2 separate regions of the Homo sapiens genome follow, and region 2 is linked to region 1. The links are chromatin contacts, found by Hi-C or POLR2A ChIA-PET in ENCODE. All regions are on one chromosome and are shown on one strand. The core of a region is the stretch at or near the end of the contact, and the rest is flanking DNA. Distances in the headings are between cores, read along the strand shown.

What was found. Hi-C counts contacts between places; a loop is a spot of excess contacts on that map. ChIA-PET counts read pairs that join two places held with the same protein, here RNA polymerase II (POLR2A). Pooled maps may share reads with other maps.
Region 2: a loop to region 1 is called in a map of PC-9, with 6 times the contacts of the local background. The contact joins two enhancer-like sites. A Hi-C loop is called at or near these places in 2 of 168 maps with a recorded cell type or tissue (PC-9 and mammary epithelial cell) and 2 of 50 pooled maps. POLR2A ChIA-PET finds 5 or more read pairs at or near these places in 5 of 52 experiments (A549, AG04450, SK-N-SH and 2 more).

The regions. Positions count from the first base shown.
Region 1 is chr5:39,098,309-39,101,665 of GRCh38, reverse strand. No RefSeq gene overlaps it. Among named protein-coding and RNA genes, the nearest start is that of RICTOR, 26 kb to the right of the region's middle. Within about 2 kb of position 1,250, at least 4 of the 41 ENCODE cell types and tissues checked have a DNase peak (open chromatin) inside an H3K27ac peak, as active enhancers do; they include PC-9 and mammary epithelial cell, where a contact is called at or near this core.
Region 2 is chr5:39,195,007-39,198,363 of GRCh38, reverse strand. The region is part of intron 2 of FYB1 (FYN binding protein 1); the gene reads left to right. Among named protein-coding and RNA genes, the nearest start is that of FYB1, 23 kb to the left of the region's middle. Within about 2 kb of position 1,597, at least 8 of the 41 ENCODE cell types and tissues checked have a DNase peak (open chromatin) inside an H3K27ac peak, as active enhancers do; they include PC-9 and mammary epithelial cell, where a contact is called at or near this core.

The DNA.
Region 1 (3,357 bases), core at 1-2,500:
ATTAAACACATACTAATATTTCTCTGATGTATTGTTTTCCCTCAGTCTTCTTGAATAATTTGGTCCTTTATCATTCCTTGCTCACTTTTGATACAGATATTGGTAGAAAATTAGTTTTGTCCTGTGAGAAACATCATATTGGCATGATGATAAATGGTAATTTGGTATGGAGACAGTAGAGAAGGTAGGGAGGGGCCTGTGGCAAACTGTAGAATATAAGCTCTGTCCATGGGAATGAGTTGCTAATTATGCTGGGTATCTTCTGTTTGGTCCTCTGGATTCCCCCTCTCCAACCTTCTCCATCCTGTTCTGTGCCTTTTGAGACCAACCTTTATGGACTGGACTCAAGAGGTTCCCTTGACTTCAGCTGCCAGTTTCACTGGGCCCGTGGGGGAGCAATAGCACTCAATGAGAGGGACGGGGAGTGAAGTTTGGATGTTTATTTGTTCGGCATCCTCTCAGGGAAATCCTTACAAGGTGGCGGTGTCCTTCACTCAAAGGCCACAGCTCTGTCGGACAGGCTTTTCCACATTGTGCTGGCTCTCTAGGTTCCAGTGCTTCTCCCTGGACTTGCCCCTTCAGGATTGCAACCACTTCCTGTGTTTACCAGCCCTAGGGTACTGTGTTTTACTTTGTGGCTTCCTGACATACTGTTCACACATTTGTAAACAATCACTGAATGAAACCTTCCTCAAATTTCCCAATTTGAGTTTGCTATTTGGTTCCCACGTAGGTCCTGCTGATGTACGTATGACTCAGCTCTGATGAGTTGTGAGCCCAGTGTTGATTCTCCTCCTTTTCAAGAGAAGCTGAAATCGAAGTTTATATATAAAAATTCCACTTGTTTTTATCGTAAATTCAATTTTTTAAATGCACTATTCAGAGCAAAAAAATATCTCCGTAGGCCAGATTTGGCCCACGCAGTTAGTCTGCAACCTCTGCCATTTATGATAAGAAATAAATCAGATGAAGGAGAGGCCACTCTAGCTATCCAACCCTGCCAATATTGTGGAAACTTTATGTACAGGTGAGTGATGGACAAGATGTATTTAGTGTCTATAATAGCCAGATTCCATCGCTTTTAGTAGCACCAAAGGCCATTGAGTGATCTAATAAGAATATGATCATAAAAAGTAATGTGGCTGCACAACATTCTTCAGCATCTGAAATGTTGCAAATACCCTCACCTGAAACTAAACAGAAGTCTACAGTCAAACTGTGGTTTGGGATGTGCTCAACTGAGAATAATATTCTCATAATAATGTAGGCTGTCTGAGGCCAGGTTGTTATCAACAAAGGAGAGTGAAGAAATATCTGCAATGACCACCAATGTAAGCCCTCTCATCTCGGTTCTTGGAAATAGATCTTTGAAATATTGTCATATTTTTCAAAAACTTTATATTAAGTTCATTATTTAGTAATGTAAACCACATCTTCCCTTTCAACTTGATGATCTCAACACATATGTAATCATACATGAAAGCTTAGCTCTCCATCATGTCTCTAGCAGCAGTACTAAAGGGAATCTTTTTTAAGTTAGGATTGAAATTTAGGTTACTATACTTAAGCAAATTCAATATGTTTGTCAGAGCTTCACCCTAAATGGTGGAAGCTGTGTTAAGTAAAGCACTGAAATCCTCCCACATGCCTCAGGGGACCTGAGTTTTCTTTTGGCTTCTCATCTTTAATATGTATGGATCTAAAAGAGGTGCACTAAGCTATAGTGGCTACTTAACTTCCAAGATCTAAATGAATGTGCAGAACTACAAAAACCAAAACCATAAGGTATTAAAGAACACATATAGGTGTTTGTGCATTCATCTAGAGGAGAAACAACAACCAAAGATCTCCACTATTCATAATGTATCTATCTACAGAAGTAGACTTACTAGGAAGATATCTTAGGTTGGTGTTTTCATCCATTTGGACTGCTATAACAAAGTACCACAGACTGGGTGGCTTATAAACAATAGAAATGTGTTTAGTACAGTTCTGGAGAGGGTGGGAAGCCCAAGATTAGGGTGCCAGCATGGTCAGATTCTGGGGAGGGCCCTCTTCCGGAATGCAGACTGCCTAGTTCTTGTCTTCACTCTACAGCAGAGAGTGAGCTAGCTCTCTGGCCTCTTCTTATAAAGACACTGATCCCACCCATGAGGGTTTCACTATCAAAGACTCAACCTCCCAATACAATCCCTAAGTCCCCAAAGGTCCAACCTCTCAAAGACCCAACCTCCAAATACCATCACATTAAGGATTGTGTTTCAACATATGAAACTTGGAGGTGTGGTGAGCACAAGCAATCAGTCCACAACAGTCCGGTTCCTTAGAAGCAGAGCTCCAGACAGGAATTCTTGTGCAAGGGATTTGTTAAGGATGTGCTCTCAGGAGAAACCTGTAAGGAGTGAGGAAGCAGGAGAGCACAGGAGAAGTTAGACAAAGACGTAGAGGCAGCTAAAGCCCAGTCTCACCTGATTCCACAGCAAGAAAGGCATCACTGAATTATGTCACCTTGAGGCAAGGGAGCTGGGCTTTTATACCCTCCCACTCAGTCATTTTAAAAAATGAGGCGGCCGGACGTGGTGGCTCATGCCTGTAATCCCAGCACTTTGGGAGGCTGAGGCAGGTGAATCACGAGGTCAGGAGTTCGAGACCAGTCTGGCCAACATAGTGAAACCCCGTCTCTACTAAAAATACAAAAAAAAATTAGTCGGGCGTGGTGGCGGGCACCTGTAATCCCAGCTACTCGGGAGGCTGAGGCAGGAGAATCACTTGAGCCCCAGAGGCAGAGGTTGCAGTGAGTCGAGATTGTGCCATTGCACTCCAGCCAGGGCAACAGTGTGAGACTCCATCTCAAAAAAAAAAAAAGAAAAAAATGAGGTTTAGAGATGATATATGATTTTCCCAAATTACAAAGCCAATAAGGCTTACACCCTGTGCACAAGGTCTTAATTGTGATATCCTGCTGTCATTTTATATATGATACACACTTCTCCCTTATCTCACTAAATAATAATAATAAGCAACAAACAAAAGCTTGAAAATTATCAGTGAGACACAAGGAAGGCAGAAATTAGGAAAATTGTTAGTTCTTTTTTGTTATGATACAGATGGCAATCAGAATAAAAATAATATTAAATGAGGTCGAATGCCTAGTTTTAAGAAAGGAAGTTATATACATTTAATTAACGTTACATGCATTTAATTAACATTTAATTAACGTTAGATTAATATATATTTAATTATACATTTAATTAACGTTAGATAAATTTGGTATCTAATATATACATTTAATATATATACATTTAATTAATGTTAGATAAATTTGGTATTATGAGCTATACAGTTTAAAATAACTGA
Region 2 (3,357 bases), core at 348-2,847, 96 kb before region 1:
CCAGGTTATCTATTAGTAATGTTATTAATGGTACAGAGCCTAGCATGAGAGTTGTTTGCCATATAATGTAGACTTCAAAGTCAGTGGACCTGGGGTTTAAGCATGACTAATGTACTAGCTATGTGACCTTCGCTTTACCTCTTTCCGTGTATGTCTTTCTTCATTTGAAAAAACGAGTATAATACCACCTACTTCGCCAGCACATTATAATCACTACATGAGATTCGTTGTAAGTGCTTAATACAGAATTTGACATATAATAGTATCAAAATAAGTGAGCATTGTCTATAATTTTATTACTTTTATTAGCATTAAAATTTTATCACCAGCCCCATGATATTCTGATCATCTTATAGTATAAATCATTTTATATTATACTATATTATTCTAGGAATCATGAAACTGCATTTTACTTACTTCTGTTTGTAATATAGAAATGTATTTGTGATTTATGATGCCAGAGTCAAACAATGATTGTTGGAAGAGAGGTTTCCCACCAGAAGTCCATGAAATTTCTGCGCTCAGATGCCTCCTTCCCTACAGCAAAGGCTGGTAGAGAGCAGTAGGCGGCACCCAAGTGGCACTAGGTCACAAGTGCCCCCAGATTTTGCCATCTCCTACTGGCTGAAGCCAAGCGAAGGCATCTGACTCAGCCAAGCAGAGGTGGAGAGGCTGCAAAGCCAGTATAGATGGCTGTTATCCCAAGACACTGGTATTATCAAAGGCAGTTTTCGAAGGTCATTGTTTCCAGAGTGCATTTGCTTTCCCCATTACCTGTCAACCTGGAAGAAATAAATAAATGTGGCCAATGGATTTGCTCTGGATTATGATTGGCCACAGCTGCTTAGATTGGCAACTTCCAGGGAAAATGCTTCTTAGTGTGCTGCTACAGACCCTAAAATTTTTTGAGATTGGAGTTTTTACATGAACTCCAACAAAAAATGCCCTAAACACACCTGACTAGGCATGAATTTTCATATAACAGGGCTTCCAGATAAATTATTTGCTGCATGGTATAATTAGAAAATTATTTATTTGCTTGTAATAAAATGGGAAAGAAGAGAGATTCTATGCTTTAGAAAAAATGAGATTCTATTACTAAATATTTATTCACTAAGATTTAATAGTTATTGACGGGAGCAAAATGAAATGCCTTGCTCAGTGAATGCAGAGACTCCAAAAAGACTATTTTTTCTTGTTAGAAGTAATTATACTAGTGTTCAAATTAACAAACATTCATCTAATAACTCTATATGCCTTTTAAACTAATACTGTTTTCATAGCCTTCTACCTCATTTCTTCCTTTCCAGGTTCTCATCCAATTCTTTAAACCTCTTCCCCAGATATACCCTCCATCTCATCATCTTTGCCCAATGTATTAACTGTTAAAAATATTCATCATTTATTGAGGACTTGCTATATACCACATACACATTATGCCGTTTATTCCTCTCAAGCCATGAATAGGAATTCTATGAGTAAACTAAAGCTCAGAGAGGTTAGGTAACTTGCCCAAAGGCATAACATGACTAAACAAGGCTGGGGTCAATCTCATGTCTTTCTGATTCCGCAGACTGTGTTCCCACCCGCATTCCACTTCCTCGTGCTGGGCTGCCTCTCTTCAAACACAGAATATCACAAGACAATGAATCAAGCATAAATGAAACTCCCAAAATCCTCATTCCTCTCCCTTTCTGTGGCCTTTGGTTGAAACATGCCTTTTGTTTGTTGTCTGTTTTGTAAATACCACTATAAGCTCCATGAAGACAGAAGCCAGTCTGCTTGCCATTCTCTCATTTGGAGTACAAAAGTAATATAAATTTTTGTTAGCTTCTCAAGTTTATTCTTTCACAGAATTCTATTTAACCAGACCGGGTGCGGTGGCTCATGCCTGTAATCCCAGCACTTTGGGAGGCCGAGGCGGGCTGAACACCTGAGATCAGGAGTTCAAGACCAGCCTGGCCAACATGGCGAAACCCCAAAAATACAAAAATTAGCCAGGCATAGTGGTGCGCACCTCCCAGCTACTCAGGAGGCTGGGGCAGGAGAATCATTTGAACCCAGGAGGTGGAGGTTGCAGTGAGCCGAGATTGCACCACTGCACTCCAGCCTGGGTGACAAAGCGAACCCTATCTCAAAAAAAAAAAAAAAAAAAGAAAGAATTATATTTAACTAGAATTTATTTACTCCCAGATTTTGTTCAGTATTAGATTTTAATACTCTATAGCTTAGCAATTGTTTTAACACAATAGATAACCCCTGCCAGTAGACTTGTACTCAACTGAATGGAGCTTGGACACAAAATAAATGTTATAAGAGAGGGTCTATCTTGCAGATCTATTGAGCTCCCTTCCTTGTAAACTGTAAGCTTGACTCTAACATGTTGCTTTCTGATCATGAAGCTAAATTTTTTTTTCCTAAGAACAATTTAAGGTTACAAAAGACTAAACGTTTTTTTTAAAAAAACCCAAAATATCAAAATATTCTCTGAACTAACCTTTCCTTTGCTTCCTTTTGGGTCCTGAGCCAGTTCTGAAAGGGCTTCTTCCCATGTGTCAACACAATGCCTCACCAAAGTTTGGGTTCATAAGAATCCCTGGCCTGACTATTGGTTTGCATGTATGATTTAGTAAAAACCTGCTGGGAAATATTCAGTTTGACCCTTTTTTCTAGTCTTGTTCTTAATACTGCTGAGAGACCAAGACTGATTTTTTCCATATGTTAGCTATAGGAATGATCAGTTAAGCACCTTGACAGCAACAGGTGTAAGGCGAGGGCCCCAGAGGGCATTAACAAAAGACTGATGGCCCCCTCCTCATCTGTGTATGTATCATTTAACTAATCCAGCCTACAACAACTTGAAACCAAAAGGTGCCTGGGCTATTTTCACCAGCAAGTAACTTGTTTCCAGGAGTGGGTAAGATTTTCCTTCACAGGCCCCAAAGCTATCACCTTTCTTTTTCCCCCCATTCTCCTTTTATGTGTACTCTCTTAACATGACCTTATTAGATATTTACATATTGAAAACTGTTTTATATCAGCATGTGGCAGTATTTTCCAAATTGTTGCTCCTAGCCACCACAGGGAAAAAGGATTCTATGTTCACATTTTAGAAACGTAGCGGTAAGTGCTATTCTTTAAAGCAAGATTTCTCCAAGTATTAATATGTCACTGTGCACTGGGAACGTAAGAACATGATACAAAAAGAAGAGATCCCGGGATGCTTTGACTGAAACGGCTCACAGACTGGACTATTACAGGACACTGAATCACTGGAGGCAAAGCTCTCTCATACACAGACTGGAATTTGGAGTTGCTCAACGGCGTGGTTCAGCTTCGGGTAACAGCCAGGCCCTC